2 separate regions of the Mus musculus genome follow, and region 2 is linked to region 1. Evidence: chromatin loops called from intact Hi-C (ENCODE). Cell type or tissue: gastrocnemius. All regions are shown on one strand.

Evidence for each region. Hi-C counts contacts between places; a loop is a spot of excess contacts. Peaks named below come from ENCODE experiments on the same cell type or tissue, not always from the same donor. Only the 100,000 strongest peaks of a DNase experiment are listed, where the experiment ranks them.
Region 2: a loop joins it to region 1, with 6 times the contacts of the local background. A loop is called at or near these places in 11 of 42 quality-filtered maps.

The regions. Positions count from the first base shown.
Region 1 is chr16:3,905,640-3,913,639 of GRCm38, reverse strand. 1700037C18Rik (RIKEN cDNA 1700037C18 gene) reads left to right here and starts at 4,951. Exons shown (of 3, transcript NM_028484.2): 1 at 4,951-5,190; 2 at 6,446-6,799; 3 at 7,340-7,842. The coding sequence starts at 5,187. The coding sequence ends at 7,497. Cluap1 (clusterin associated protein 1) reads right to left here and starts at 4,631. Exons shown (of 12, transcript NM_029738.2): 1 at 4,487-4,631; 2 at 2,078-2,189; 3 at 271-355. The coding sequence starts at 4,508. Gm41410 (predicted gene, 41410) reads left to right here and starts at 4,987. Exons shown (of 4, transcript NR_153801.1): 1 at 4,987-5,035; 2 at 6,446-6,736. In gastrocnemius, a CTCF peak has its summit at 4,718 (motif pointing right); DNase peaks (open chromatin) are centred at 4,947, 5,934, 6,612, 7,519 and 1 more place; H3K4me3 peaks cover 1,847 bases; H3K27ac peaks cover 1,756 bases.
Region 2 is chr16:3,836,077-3,844,076 of GRCm38, reverse strand. Olfr15 (olfactory receptor 15) reads right to left here and starts at 5,102. Exons shown (of 1, transcript NM_008762.2): 1 at 4,164-5,102. The coding sequence starts at 5,102. The coding sequence ends at 4,164. In gastrocnemius, a CTCF peak has its summit at 4,368; DNase peaks (open chromatin) are centred at 949 and 1,240.

The sequences.
Region 1 (8,000 bases):
CTTGCCCACCTGAGTACCGGGACCCTGATTTCTCCTGAGTGTTGAGGGACTCCGAAAGAGCCAGCTTGCAGCATGTGTGTTTTATTACTTATCCAAAAATAAACAAATTAAACTATACATGTAATGAGTCAAAAACCAAATAAACACTTTGGTAACACAGTTCCAGAGAAGCCTCAAGTGGTTTTAGAAAGTAACAAGTCTAACAGTCCCAACCAGGAGTCATCTTTTCCTAATTTATGTTTTGGTGCCGTAAAATAACTGTGAACTAACCATGAACTGGGCAATTGCCTTAATGAAGAAAACTCTGTCTTGTTCAGTCTCAATGTCAGAAGGGATGTCAGTCTGCGGCTCATACCTATTAGAAAGAGAACATGCGTGAGCCAGTCCCACAGAAAGTCCCTTGAATTCAGGTGTGGTGGTGCATAACTATGATCTCAGCACTCAGAAAACAGAGGCAGGCAGATCTTGGTGAGTTCCAGGGCAGCCTGGTCTAAATAGTGAAACCCTGCCCAAACAAACAAACAAACAAAAGCAAAAAAAAAAAAAAAGTGTCCATTAAAGAGAAAGTGGATGATTGACTGTTGCTAAGGTGAGGTTCTCCAGGCTCCATCCAAAGAAATATGATTAAGCAGAAACTTCAAAAGCAAACAAAATAACCAGGGAGCAAATTCCAACCCACACCTGAGATTCCGTGTCTTGGAGCACAGGGTGGCTCAGTGGGTGAATGGGTCGCCTACCAGGCCTGGCACTCAGGATTCACAGAGTGCAAGAGGAGAACCAACTACAAGCTGTCCTTGAACCTTCACGTGTATGCTGTAGCTAGCATTAATCCATACATGTATGTGTATACACACATGCCTAGAGGGTAAAGGGGCTTGCTCTATAAGCCTTGAGACCTGAGTTCAATCCCCAGAACCTGTGTAAAGATAGAGGGAAAGAATCAACTCAATACTGTCCTCTGATCTCCACATGTGTGCATATGAACACCCGAAAAGGAATAGTAAAGTGTAAACAAACCAAGTATGGGACCCAGGCCACAAACTAAATCTAGCTCAGATGTTTAGCTTTTGTGAAAATAACCAAGACCGTGACTCAAGCTGATAGTCCTTGGCCCAAGATAGACACGAGGGCTAAATAATTCACTTTAAGGAGTGGCAGAGCTGTGGAAATTACTTGGATTTACTAACAATTCGCCAAGGCTCAGAAGACTGAGACTCTCACCCTTGTATTTGTACAGTTTGAAAGACAAGAATACTTTTTACACTTTAAAAGCAAAGAAAATGGGCTGCAGAGGCAGCTCACTGGTTTAAGAGCATATATTGTTCTTCCAGAGGACCTGTGTCCAGTTCCTAGCATCAATGTCAGATGGCTCCCAACTGCCTGTAACTGAAGAATATTCAACAGATATCTCATGTAGACTGAATTTTAAGTGTAGCAACTCATACAATATTTACTATCTGGTTCTTAACCCAAAAGGTTGTCAATCCTAATACAAGGCTTTTAACACAATGAAAAATCTCCATTATGTCTTGTTTTGGATTTTTAGTTTATTTTAAATTATGTGTACGTGTGTAGGTCTGTGTGTAAGGATGTGTGCGTGACTACCAGTGCCCAATGAGGTCCGGTGCTCTGCCAGAGCAGTACATGCTCTTAACCTCTGAGCCAGTTCTCCAGCCATATTTATAATACATCTACTACAGTATATCCTGAGTGTGCGAGCAGGCCCCTGAGATTCTGTGTGAGGGTTGAAGTGGAGGCTGTACCAACACTCTCATGATGACAGTCACCTCCTCAACGTTCTTCAAACGCTCGTCATTTCTTTCATCTCTTAAAAATGAAAGAGACAGGGTCTCTCACTACGCAGCCCTGGCTTTCCTGGAACTTGTTATGTAGGCCAGGCTGACCTTGAACTAACAGACATCTACTTGCACCATCGTGCGTGGCAGCTCTTTATAAGTTACAGCTAAGTCCATCCTATGCAAACCTCACTGTAGCCTTCCTTTGCATTAGAAGTTCCAGTTAGCTACTGAATGAAACCAACTATCCACACCAAGGTGTGAATAAAATGCATTCTAACCTTTTCACAAGCCACAGAAGCACTTCAGAGACAAGCCCAAAGTTGGGTGTGCGGAAATTCTCCATAGAAATATGGCGTGGGTACCCCAAGGCTCTCATCATCTCGGTGAAATCTGTGCAATATAAAACACAGTTCAGTCAGTCCTTGTCAAATAGCATCTCCTTTTGGAAAACAGTTAATCTAATGCTTTCCTTTCTTATCAGGTCTTCTCAACTCCAGGTGCTGAATTCATCAATTCTAGAATGGGGAAAGGAAAGGGGAGATTTGAAACAATATCTAATCCATCACCTGAAAAACACCCAAGTTCAACGATAGTAGATTTCCTTTGGAGAAATGGGGCGTAGGTATTAGCTGGGGCTTTAATTTCTCTCTGGTAGCTGCCTCTTTGCTATCCAAAATAAAAATTACCTAGCCTCATAAAACATGAGAAAAACACGTTGTTAGAACAAGATTATACATTGTTTTTTTTCCTCCAGTGACCATATATGATTTTCATGACATAAATTTTAAAGATCAATTACTTTATAGTCAGAGAAAATTTAATAAGAGAATGGCTGAACTATCTGCAGTATTTAGATTTACTGTAAAAAAAAAGATTAGTAAACAAGCTGGGCGTGGTGGTGCACGCCTTTAATCCCAGCACTTGGGAGGCAGAGGCAGGCGGATTTCTGAGTTCGAGGCCAGCCTGGTCTACAGAGTGAGGTCCAGGCCAGCCAGGGCTACACAGAGAAACCCTGTCTCGAAAAACCAAAGATTAGTAAACAGTAATATTTTAAGTTGGGAGCAACTAAAACAAAGCCACACTGCTTGAAAGAAAGGAGAAAACAATGATGAAGAAAGCGAGGCTTACAGATGAGCAACCAAGCCTGGCGTGGTGCTGCATACCTTTAATCCCAGTGCTCATAGGCAGAGGCAGATGGACCTCTGTGAACCTGATGCTAACCTGGTCTATGAAACAAGTTCTAGGTCATCCAGGGCTGTTGTTCAAGACAGGAAAAAACCTTGTCTTGAAAAACAAGTAAAAGAGAGCAAGAAAGCAAGAAAACAACCAACATTTCTGAGTTCTTACAATATGCTGAGATCTTGACCATGGTTCCTGGCAATGTAATGTCTACTCATGCTTACGGGTATTCAAAATGTACATTCAGCATTCCAAACAATCTATCTGGGCAACAAAGCAGGGCAGGCAGACTCTGCTAGGTCACGAAGAGATGGTAGAAAGATAGGAAGCATCCTTCCCTTATTTCTTTCCCTTATATCACACACACACATATATCCCATATATGTATACCCTTTATATTGCAGCTTTTCCTTATACCTCTATGAAAAAAGTCAGGTTTTGCCTAAACACTCCTTTTAGCTAAGTAGTAGCTATCAAGTTCTCCACTGTTATAAATGGTGACAGTCTCATAGATTACACACTATACAGCATTTATTTAAGGTAAAAAAATATAAATCAGTATAAATTCTGAAATACTCCTTTTAAATATTCTTTCCAGTACAATGATCACTATTCAATGATCCCAGTAAAGTGCCAGCCTCATCAAAAACTACGTGGGACAGTCATAATTACACTGTTTCAAATACCCTCAAACCCTAGACAACACGACCCTAATAGCTGCTACTCTTCTGTAAGTGAAGTAAGATTTTTTAGGTCACACAGTCCCATCACTCTAGCTGTGTGAACCAGGGGTAGCTATACTACTTAACTTGCAGTTAAAACTAGGAACAATAAGGGTGAAATATAATCACCTGCCACAAAAAGGATGTTTCCCCCAAAGAGTATAACGAGTAAGAGTAGTCTGCTTCCCCACTCTCTAGCCAAGTTCTCTGCCCAGTATTTGGCATTCAGGCAAGCTGGATTCAAACTCTAAAGCAACTCGTTCAATTACTTTGACCTCTTGCTGCCTGTTTCATCTCTAACCAGGGCACAAACCTGCTAGGAGTAAATGAAATATTGCCCACATAGAGGACAGCATGTGACAGATTGTAACATACAAACAAACAAAACAAACCCTCAAAAATGAACAAAACAACCTAGCAGCACTAGCCATCCATTCATCCGGCCACTTCCTCGGCTTTACTGGTTCTTTCTACAAACTAAATGCAGAAGAAGTCTCCATTTCCGCAAGACCTTTCTAATGCGGCTGCAAATGTGGCCGTGACAACCAGAGATAAAATGAGGTGAAATTAAACATTCAGTTCTTCAGCGGCTCGAGACACATTCCCAGTGTTCTAGCTACACGTGGCCAGTGACGGACCGAACTTTCCAAAGGTGCTGTAAAGTTCTGTCAGCCCCTGGCTGGCCCAGGGACCCACGGCCTGCCTGGGCCCACGGCTCTGGCAGGGGTCCGGCAGGGGAGTCTCGAGATCCTGGGAAGCCCACGGGAAAGCCGGGTGCAGCCTTACTGCGGAGGTCGCGGAAAGACATGGCGCTCTGGTCCCCAAGAGTCCACTGGGGCGCCGCTGCCCGTCTCTGTAGAGTTCGCAGGCCCAGCGCTCTCCGGTCTCTATAGCAACGCTCAGAGGCCTTGGACAGCGTGCGGACCAGGCCAAACAGGACAGGAAGCGAAGAGGGGTGGTGAGCGCAAGCGCAGGACACAGACCAACAGGTGGCGCCAAGCACCTTGCGAGCTGCGCAACGTCATAGTCTTTCAGAGAGCGCTTTTGGCTCTGGTCCCGTTGGAACTCTCATTACCTCACTGATATATGGAGCACATTATAACCTTTTGTGACCGAGTCTCCTTTGTATTTGTAAAAGCATAGCTAAACCCCGCAGTCGAAGCCTCATAAAGTATCCACAGAATGACAGGAACGAAGATACCCTACCCTGGGCAGAATTCGAGACCTGTACCCGGAAGGCTTTTGTGCACGCACAGCTAGTCAGTATTCCCGACAAGCCGGAAATTGGCGCCCAGACTCGCGCGCCAGAGGTTGCCCTGGAAACTGTGGAGCGAGGTAGTGCTGGTGTACCACGCCTAGGGTGTCAGGGTCAGCACAGGCTCTACAGAGAACTCTCCTTGGTGACTGCTACGAGTCGAGGACAACCGCGACAAAAGCAGGGCTGGAGAGAGGAGAGCTGTGCCAGGAAGGGTGGGCGATAAGGAAAATGGGTAGGTGCAAGAAGTAAAGGTGCCCTTGGCTAGAACACGGTGGTACTGACCAAGAGTAGATACTTAAGGACAAAAATATGTGGGGTAGGGCCATACATTCGTGGCTAGTCTAACATGGGGGACAATGCATTTGAACAGTCTTTGCAACAAATGGTTTTGAAACAATGAGCAATCCATAGCAAATTAATATCTATGTAAAAAACAATGGTTCATACACCTAGATGTAAAACCTAGAACTAAATTTTCTATAATGAAACAGAGTTGTGGTGGAGTTAAGATTCTAAAGAACCTGTAGTTTTATATTTCTACCAGCAGAATAATTGTTCCAGTTTGTCAGAATGCACAGGAAAAAAATTGGCATTATCTACATACTGCTTAACCTATGAGAAAATGGATAATTAGACAAGTGTCACCCAGAACCATCTTCTCAGCATGATTCAGATCTCTACAGGTTTGTTCTCCAAATCCTCGTTCTCCCTGCCACAAATGAGGAAGCCTAGCGAATGACTTTCCAGCATACCAAAGCCAATTTGTCTTATGTGGCTTGCTCTGAATCTAACATCAACAAATTTACCCTAGGTTTCTGGTCTCTTCCCTTGCCCGCCTCCCTCCTTGCCCCTGACATACCATACTCTCCCAAACTAGGAGGTCCAGGAAGACTAGTCTTTACTGTGACATCATAAGGACCAGTTGCTATGGGAGACCTGCAGATCCACCCCCTAGACAGGGGAGAGCAGGCCCTACTGCACAGAAGGCCTGGCCACTCCTCCCCCACCATACTGGCCCTCCATGGAAGCCTTGGTCTGTGCATTCTCTGAGCTTCGAATAAGAGAAGGTGCCTGGCTGCAGGGAGGAGCAGCAGCAGAGATGCCACACTGTCCCAACCTGGGCCCAAAGCTACTGGGGAGAGCCCAGGGATGTGCATGCTTGGGAAGGGAGTAACTCCTGATCTAGGCTATATGACTGGGCCAGGCATGCCCTCTTGTACCCACTGTGCTTATATACACTGGTGCCAGCATACTCTTTTTAGAGTAGAGAGCACAAAACGAGCTTGAAGTGCTCAACGGGATCTCAGTGCCAAAGTCCTGGGCTGCTTGGGCGCCTCTGTTAGGGGAGCAGCGGAGTAGTGGGAATAGACAGGAACTAAGACTGGATAGCCAGGGAGTAGAAGCTACGTATGAGTTGGTACTTGCATTTCCCCCAGATGCTGTTCCCACTGGCCATCACCCTCCTGCTCTCTCTCTCTCTCTTGCAGATGCAGTGAGCTGGGCCCCAGGACGCCCCAGCCACCCTGACACACCACCCAACATCTATGAGGGAGGATTGGGGGCCCAGCAGCAGCAGGGCCCCAGTGCTCAGGGAAGCAAGCCCAAGAACTTCCGACTGCGACACCTCCGGAGCCTGGCTCTCTACCTGCCAGGCCACATGCAGCCTGCTGGCCAATGTGGAAGCCACTGGCTAGGCCGGCTCATGGCTGGGGGCAGCCTGACACGGCCTGAAGGCTCACCCTGGCCCCTGGACCTGCCACAGGGGACCCTGGGTCCAGGTAACAGCCATTGCTCAGCCCTTCTGGAAGCCCACTTGCCCAGGGACAGCCTGGGAAATACAGGTAAGCTCTGTTAAGGCAGGACTAAAGACACGAAAGAAAGACTGAAGGGAACTCAAATGGGCCTTTTCATTTCCTAGCCTTCTGCCAAGAACTAGGAAAGGATGCAGTGGCCAGGACACACTAAAATAATGTCATGCTCCAGGGGCCAAGATCTTGTTTAATTTTTTTTTTAATCCGTGTGCCCCACTATTGATTCAGAACATCAATGTACACAATAAGTCCTTTGAAGTCTCAGGACCACAGCAAAAGCCTTTTGGGATGTGTAAGGCAGAGGAGACAATCTGGGATAGGAGTTCTAGGTTCCTATTCTCTCTATTTTGATGGACCTTGGACAACTTTGCCTCAGTTCCTTCATTTTATAAATGAAGGATTCATGACATTTCAGGTTTGACCCACTGACATCCCTTCCTCACCCTCACTAGTTCTTTCAAGGAAGTAGTGCCAAGGAGGCACTGCCTTGAAGGTTGTAAGGGCCGAGGACCCCAAGGTAATGTTTTAGATTGGGCCCCTCTGAGTGACTTTTCTTTCCTCTTTCCTCAGCTTCCAGTTCCAGCATGGACCCAGCCAAGGGTGTCCCCTCCCAGTCTGGTCCCCCCGAGGGCTTGGGACTCAGGCCCAAGAGGTCCTGGAGAGCCTTGGAGGAGACCATGTGTCCCTTGTGCAAGAGAACCCGCTCTGGGGCCTTGGAGAGGACATAGGAGCCAAAGTGCCAGGGCTGGGGAACAAGAGGGGAAGGATGGCCGAGGAGGAGGAGGCCAGTGTTACTGAGGAAGGGTTCGTCCCAGCGGCAGTCCTCCCCATTGAGATGGCCCCCAGAGTTGCCCAGCAGGAGACCTGGGCTAGTCTGGGGAAAGCATGAGGGAGGGAGGGAGGAAGGAAGAAGAACCATGAGAGGGACAGAAGAAATGGAATGCCCATGCCCTTGCAGCCTGCCCAAACTCCGGTCAGCCACTTGTACCTGGGAGGTCAGGCCGAGCAGAGAATCGGGTTCCTGAGAGGCCAGGAGTCCTCAGGTCTAATCTCAGTAAAAGCCAAGGCCTGCACCTTCTTGTTTGTTTGTCATTAAGCCAATCCAGTTAACATAGTCCTGCATCCATTCCAGGGGTTACATGGAGAGTCAGAGCCAGGTCCAGGGAAGCTTTGTGGATGAGAGGCTGCTGAAAGTGACAGCTCTGGCAGGCAAGCAGGGTCTCAATAGGCC
Region 2 (8,000 bases), 70 kb after region 1:
CAAGATGTCTGCTAAGAAAATGTTTAAAAATAATTTTTGACCTTTTCCCCCAGCACCAGGAGTGAGAGATGGGGAGGGGAGCAACACAAGGTCACAGGGTATGTGTGGGGAGGGGATGACACAAGGTAAACAGCTCTTGAGAAATGACCTGCACAGGTGACCTTTGGCCTATAAAAGTATAAACAAATAGAAACACATAGAAAAATTTTTTTAGGTAAAATTAATATAACATAAAATTAACCATTATAGAGTGAGCAATTATGGTGTTATTTACAATGTTGTCTAGCCACTCTATCTAGTTATAAAACCTTCTCATTAGCCTAAAGGAAAACCTTGCGCCTGTAGCGGACTCACATTCTGTCTGAACTTAGCTGTCCTCACATACCATTCCGTTGTATTGATAGTACAAAGTTCCATGTTCCTACACTTTTTGATCTTTTTCCAGGAAGCAATTTGACTGATGTATTTCTAGACAGCCTTAAAGTCTATTTCTGACTTATCCATTTACTTGAAAATGGTCCTGCCGCTTGCTAATTGAATCCTGTGTTCAGGTGTGGCAGAATAAGAGCAGGTCCTTCCCACCTTGCAGAAAAAAATCAACTCCGAATGGACCAAAGACCTTAACATAAGAATGGAAACTGAAAATGCTAGAGGAGAAGGAAGGGACACACTCCAAGCTGTGAGCACAGGCACAATGCTTTCTGGGAACACTCCAGTTGCTCAGGAAATACATTGTTGGCAAATCGAACCTCATGAAATTAAAAAACCAGTCAGCTGCCAATCAAACAGCTACTCCTTCCTATTGCAAACATGATAGCCGTGGTTGTCTTGACAACAACCCCTCACAGGTGCTTGGAAACCTCCAATCCCTCTTGGATAGTCCATGGAAACTTCAGCTGCGGTTCAGATGCCCAGAGAACACTTCATTACAGCTCAGAGAGCACCCAGCTGTCACCACCACAGACAACTGCAACTTTGTCCTGGGGTGGGGGGAGGGGAGACTCTGCTTTCCTCAGGGCTGCTCCAGAGAGGCTATGCTTCTGTAAGGCGCTCCTTCCAAGTAGGGGTTCCTGGGTGGGGTCATCTAAAAGTCTCCTAATGCAGGCTGCACCACTTTCTGTTGTTAGATTTTTAAAGGGGAAGATAGTGGTGCTGGGGTTGCAGCTGATGCAAGATCTTCAGGGGCTGCTGGAATAATGTTTACAGCCCCCTCGCAACTCACCCCTACCTGGCAGTTGCTGGGGTCTATTCCTGGCAGGAAGCCACTGAGGCTGTGTTAGAGAGATCTGATGGTTGTCAATCAAACACTCTAGCCCTCAAGACACCTACAGATTTATTTATTTATTTATTTATTTATTTATTTATTTATTTAATTTTCTTATTTATTGCAATAGTAGAGATTGAATGGAGAGCCTCATGCATCCCAAGCAAGCATCTGTCATATCACTGAGTTGTAACCCCAGCTTCAGCCATTTTATTTTATTTTATTTTATTTTATTTTTGGTTTTTCAAGACAGGGTTTCTCTGTGTAGCCCTGGCTGTCCTGGAACTTACTTTGTAGACCAGGCTGGCTTCGAACTCAGAAATCCTTCTGCTTCTGCCTCCCGAGTGCTGGGATTAAAGGCATATTTTATTTTTTATAATATTTTTTCTTGAGAATTTCTTTTTTAATTTAATTAACTACTTTTTATGTATTTGGGTGTTTTGTCTGCATGCCTGGTGCCTTTGGAGGACAGAAGAAGGCACTGCATTCCCTGGGACTGGAGTTAAAGACAGTTGTGACCCACCACGTGGGTGCTGGGAATCAAACCCGGGACCTCTGGAAGAACAGCTTTTTAGCTCTCCAGCCTCCATTGTTGATAATTTCATACTGTGGCCATTAAGACGTGATCATATTCATCCCTTCGTTTTAAAGGGAGAACTTCTAATTCCTGCACTTTGAATCTCAGGCAGGAGGATAGCCATGAGCTGAAGGCCATCTTGACCTACAGTGTGAGTCTCAAAACAGCAAAAAGTACAAAATCATTAGGGATTCCTTGCAGCAGAGACCCATGATGCCCTTACTTCCCCTTATAACTGGTGAAGTTTTTCTCCCCTTCCTCTGTGGTTTTCCACTCCCCTAACTCCTAGTCAGTTTTACGGTGTTCTTTACTTTCCAGAAGGAAGTTCTGCCGAACTCCAAAGTGTTTAAAGAATAATTCTATTTCTCCCTGCATTTCTTGTAGTTATTTCAAAACTCAAATGAATTGAACAGAGGACATGACTGCCCTGTCTCCTTGTAATTACGACTCCCACAAGTCAGCCACACTCTGCTCCCAGATAACTGTAGGAACTTGGGTGCCATAGCTTGTCTTTGAGAAGCTGACCTGATCTGACCTGACCTGATCGAGTGTGCTGACTGGTATTTTGTGCCTTCAAGATGATACACTTTGATGAGATCCAGGATGATGGCTCATCCTGGAAACTATTGCTATGGACACGATTGGAAAACTAAGTTGTGGCTTTGATCTGAACTGGAGAAACAAATTCAGGCTAGGATAGTGTTGTTAGATTTTTAAAGGGGAATTATGAAAATTTGGAAGGGAAAATGTATCTGTGCTCGTTCCATTCTATTCAAGGGACGAGATAACCCAAACCAGCAAATGTGAAAATGGTCTGCATGGAGCATTTAGTTCTTACCATAAGAAGGTGATCCATAACACTTAATATAATTTCATTCACTAGCACTTATCCAGCATATACTTTGTAATAGGCAGGCAAATACAATAACAGAAATGGAAGCAAAGCGGCAGATCCTTTGAAACTACTTCTAAAACCTATTAATTTTCTCTTTTCTAATAATGTAGCTGCTAAACAATTGTCCCATATTAATATAGCTTCTGTCTAGGCATAGGGTGTGTAAACTGTGGTGGCGGATGAGCGGTTTTTTTGTTTTGTTTTGTTTTGCCATTCTAGCAATGAGCAAAGTCATTTAAGAAAATAAAAGAAATACTTGAAGATACAAGAAAAGGAAAATAATAAAAATTGGAGAGGAGTCTCAGAAGAAAATTTACAAGAGCTTATAAGTAAATTTGAAGTATATACTAAGGTAAGGACAGAGGAGGAAGTACGCGAGAGAAGAGGAAGCCACCACGAGGGGCGATAGACCATGAGTACATGGCCAGGAGAAAGAGCAAGTATCTGGGGTACATTGCTGGGGAGGTAGCCAGGCCAGCAGTTAGAAAAATAGATTAAAAATAACCAAAGTCTGAGTCCCATTTATTTGTGAGCTAGTCAGGGATAAGCTTAAATTGCTTGTACTACATACAATATAGGTGTTATTGTTCCAACACACAAGTTTCTTGAGATAAGTTTTGTTCTAAACCAGTTGCTGGATTTCTGGGACAGTAGTGCTGGAAGATTAAAACTTGAAACAGAGGACATGCTTAATGGACAGACTACCCTCCTAAACTTGCTTAAGGAACCATAGCATATCCCATAGTCCACTGACTCATAGCAAACCCGATGGCTCTGGCTGTCAGCTGCAATGATTTAAACAAAGCCAGATGGAGACATTTTAGGCTAGTATTGAAAGGCAAATGGTCTTGCCTATCTTTTCTTATTAATTATCACATTGGATAGAAGGTAAATTTGGATGCAGACATACAGAAAAGGATAATCAGGTGAGAAGGAGATGGGAAGCATGAATAGTTAGCCTGTATGTAGTACTAAGAAGAGACAGAGAACCGGAACACGATGGTGGATGGCTAAGATACCAAGATGAATTCTATTTTCATCTGAAGTTGATAACGTGTGGTGTCAATTCATGGAATTACAGAAAATTATACAAGAAACTTCACGTTTCTTTCCTTAGGAAGTAAAAAAAATTCATCAGAATTATGCTATAACACATAATGTGGACCTCAGAGTCAGGGACACTGAAATGGATCTGTTGTAGGTCAATAGTCTCTGGACCTACAACGATACATATCTGCCCTGTTACCTGTGGTCCACAGTCGTATTTCTGGAAAATAAACAAAGAATGTCTCAAGTAACACTAACCATCTTCCAAATGTGTAGAATTGTCAGGAATATGCATTGGCTTTACTGAAGACAGAACTTCTCATAAGAAAACAGAATGCAAGGTGGAGAGGCAATAAGAAATGAAGACGATTGTGCTGTCCTCAGCTGGCTCCTCTTCCTTTCCCCAGCAATCTTCCCAGGGCCCCCTTCACTTCTTTGTTTCTTAGAGTATAGATGAGCGGATTCACCATGGGTGTGACCACAGAGTAGAAGAGAGAAATGAATTTTCCTTGGCTTTGATTACTGCTCTTAGCTGGAAGCAGATACCCATAGATCGCAGAGCCATAGAAGAGAAACACTACCACCAAGTGGGAGACACACGTATTGAAAGCCTTTCGACGTCCCTCCACAGAGCGGATCTTCATCACTGCCTGAGCAATGAAGCAGTAAGAGACCAGGATGACGCTTACTGGGACCACAGTGAAGAAGGTACAAACACCATTGAGCACCGCCTCATTGAGACTTGTGTCTCCACAGGCCAATTTAATCATGGCGGGTACCTCACACAGGAAGTTGTCCACTTTTCGGTGTCCGCAAAATGGGAGCTGGAGAGTGAATGTTGACTGAATCACGGAGTTGCCTAAGCCACCCAACCAGCTAATAGCAGCCAGCCCCCAGCAGAGGCGAGGATTCATGACGGTCATGTAGTGCAGGGGCCGACAAACTGCCACATACCGATCAAATGCCATCACCACGAGCAGTATGCACTCAGTAGCCCCCAGCCAAAGGAAAACATAGAGTTGAGTTACACACCCACCATAGCTGATTGTCTTGTCTGGCCCCCATAAATTTTTCAGCATCTGAGGGACTGAACTGGTAGTAAAGGCAAGGTCTAGAGAGGAGAGGTTGCTGAGGAAGAAGTACATGGGTGTGTGGAGCCGAGCATCAAGGCGCGAAAGCAGGATGATGGTCAAGTTCCCAACCAGCGTCAACAAGTAAGAGGCCAGGATGACAGCAAAAAAGATGATCTCCAGATGGGGATGGTCAGAGACACCCATCAGAATGAAGCTCCCAGAGGAGCTGTTGCTGTCCACCTCCATCACCGGCTGCCTCAGTCACTGAAGTTTGCTCAGGCAAGGGAAGAGGCAGCTACTGCTAAACCTGCATCCAAAGTGCACCTCAGGCTCCGCAGCTAAAGCCCAGTCCACCCTTCCTGGCCACGAGCTTTCATGCAAGCCCTGGTTGTCAGTTGAGCTGGGATGTCAAAAGGGACCTAGCACAGAGATGAAGGGAGTGCCTTGTGAGGACAGACAACAGCTAGGGCAACAGGTCAGAGGGGCAGGTTAGATCAGATACCTTCTCAAAACACCAATTTCCTCAGCCAAGTTTTCTTTTGCTCTAAGAGGGAAACACACAGTGAATTTGGAAAATCTCCCCGGAAGTTACTGATAGATTTCTTTCTCAGGCTTGAAAGGATGGCTCAACATTTAAGAGCACAGAATGCTCTTGCAGAGATTCCAACTTTGGATTTCAGCGCCCTTATCTCACAATAGCCTATAAGTCCAGTTCCAGGGAATCTGACATGCACTTCTGGCAACTGCACATATGTGAACATACCACCCAAAATTCATGCCTACATGATTTAAAATAAAGTCTTTTTTTTTTTTTTTTGGACAGTCTGTCATTATACAGCCCTAGGCAGACTGGAAGTTGCTGTGTAGACCAAGCTAGCCTTAACAGAGATCCCACCTGCTCTGTTTTCTGAGTATTGAGATTAAAGCCATGTGGCACCATGACCATCAAAATAAATAATCTTTAAAATAAATAATCTTTAAAGAAATTCCTTTTCTCTGTCTTTTATAGTCCTCTCTTCTCAAATTAAAACTCCTGGTCTGGAAAGATCATCATGTGTCTATCGGATCTCAAAAAAAAAAAAAAAAAAAAGAGAGATGGTAGGAGCTGGAGAGATGTTCAGCCATTGAGAGCATTGGTTGCTCTTCCAGAGGACCAAGGTCCAGTTCCCAGCAGCCACCTGGAGGCTCACAACTGTCTGCAACTCAAACTCTGATAGATCTGATGCTTTCTTCTGCCCTCCATGGGCACTGCATACATGCAGCACACATATATACACGCAGGTAAAACATACACACCCAAAATAATTTAAAAAACTAACGAGAATACTGAATATTCACCATACACAAAAAGCATGAATTTGTCAGTGAAGAAGGTGAATATAGAACAAATAAACACATGCCAAAAAAGCTTAAGTCAAATGTGTGAAATATATAAGTGGATTTTCTGTAAGGAAGTTAAATCAATCTACATGTGTCCATAGTAAGGGAAATTAAAATATACCTGATAATTTGAAGTCTACTGTGTTTACTGCTAAACCAAGGAATCATTCTTAACATTCTCAAAGCAGCAAACACACTCTTGTCAATAACAGCCAATTAACATCTCCTTGGGCAGTGTGTGTGTGCACAGAAGTCAGCCTTAAGTGTTATTCCTCAGAAGTGGTACTCTTTGCTTTTTTAATCAGGGTCTCTTATGGTAACCTAGGGTTTCTTGGTTAGCCCCACATGTTTTCCCTGTCCAGTCTTGGGATGACAAGGTGTACTGTCACATCTAACTTCTTCATACCACCACAGCTGCCTTTTTATGTAGGTGCCGTGGATTGAACTCAGGTCCTCAGACTTGTGTGACAAGCACTTTACCCACAAGACTGCTATTTCTAAATATAAGAAAACCAAGATCTTTTCTCTTCTTTTGCCTACTAATTAAAAGGATCTAAACAGTAAATAATTCATGGGTCACCTAGAAACCAACAGTTGGGAGAGAATTCTGTCGTTTCTCTGAACTGTGGCCTGTCTGTTCCATGGGAACTTCAGCTACTGGCCTAACCAGGGAAGTGTGTAGGTGAGCTTAGGGGCTTTTATTGCAACTGTCAAGGGCCACTTGACTAAAGATTGAAACTGTCCTTTTTAATCCACATATAGCAAAATATTGGTAATCCTGATGCTAGAATCCACACAGAACTTCAAGAGGATTTTATGTATATGAGTGTATGTGCAGGTGCATGTGTGCACGTATCTGGAGGCTAGAGGACAACTTTTGGGTGTCATTTCTTCTCAGTCACACTACCATATTTTCTGAGACCTGCGGCTTACTCTTGGATACAACTAGCCCCAAGGATGAAGCACACAACAAAGAGAAAACAATGGACCCAGACCCAGAGTCTGAGGACTTGGCAGTTGATGGCAAGAGTTCAGTTAAGCCGGGTGTGGTGGTGCACGCCTTTAATCCCAGCACTTGGGAGGGAGAGGCAGGTGGATTTTTGAGTTCAAGGCCAGCCTGGTCTACATAGTCCAGGACAGCCAGGGCTACACAGAGAAACCCTGTCAAAAGAAGAAGAAGAAGAAGAAGAAGAAGAAGAAGAAGAAGAAGAAGAAGAAGAAGAAGAAGTCAGTTAATAAGTATAGAACAGTGCCCACAACCACAATTAACTCCCTGGGTACAAGACTTACAGGATGAATGGCAAGATCTGGTGTGCCCCATGAGGAGCAGATTCTATTAAGTTAGACTGGTTTGATCCCCTCTGCCATACACAGGAACATACATTGAAGGAATTAGGATGGTACGGCATACTGGAAAAAGAGTAATATGTCCAGACCTCCCCTTGGGGAAGTGTATGAGGAGAACAGACCCATATTGTAAGACTAAGGCACATGGGAAAAGAGTAAGATATAAGGACCTTCCTTTGGGGAGTATATGAGGAGAACAGGCCCATATTGTAAGACTAAGGCACATGGGAACACAACTAGGAAACAGCTCAAGGCTTATTGTGCTGCACGGTGCAAACCTGCATTGTGCCCCTTGAGGAATGAAAATTGCTTTTATAGGATTTTTTTTTTCTCAGAACTTAATGTCTGGCACTCTTGACCACAAAGGCTGAGAACATGCAGGAAGAAATGTAAACGGGCACCTGGTGGGGTTACTGA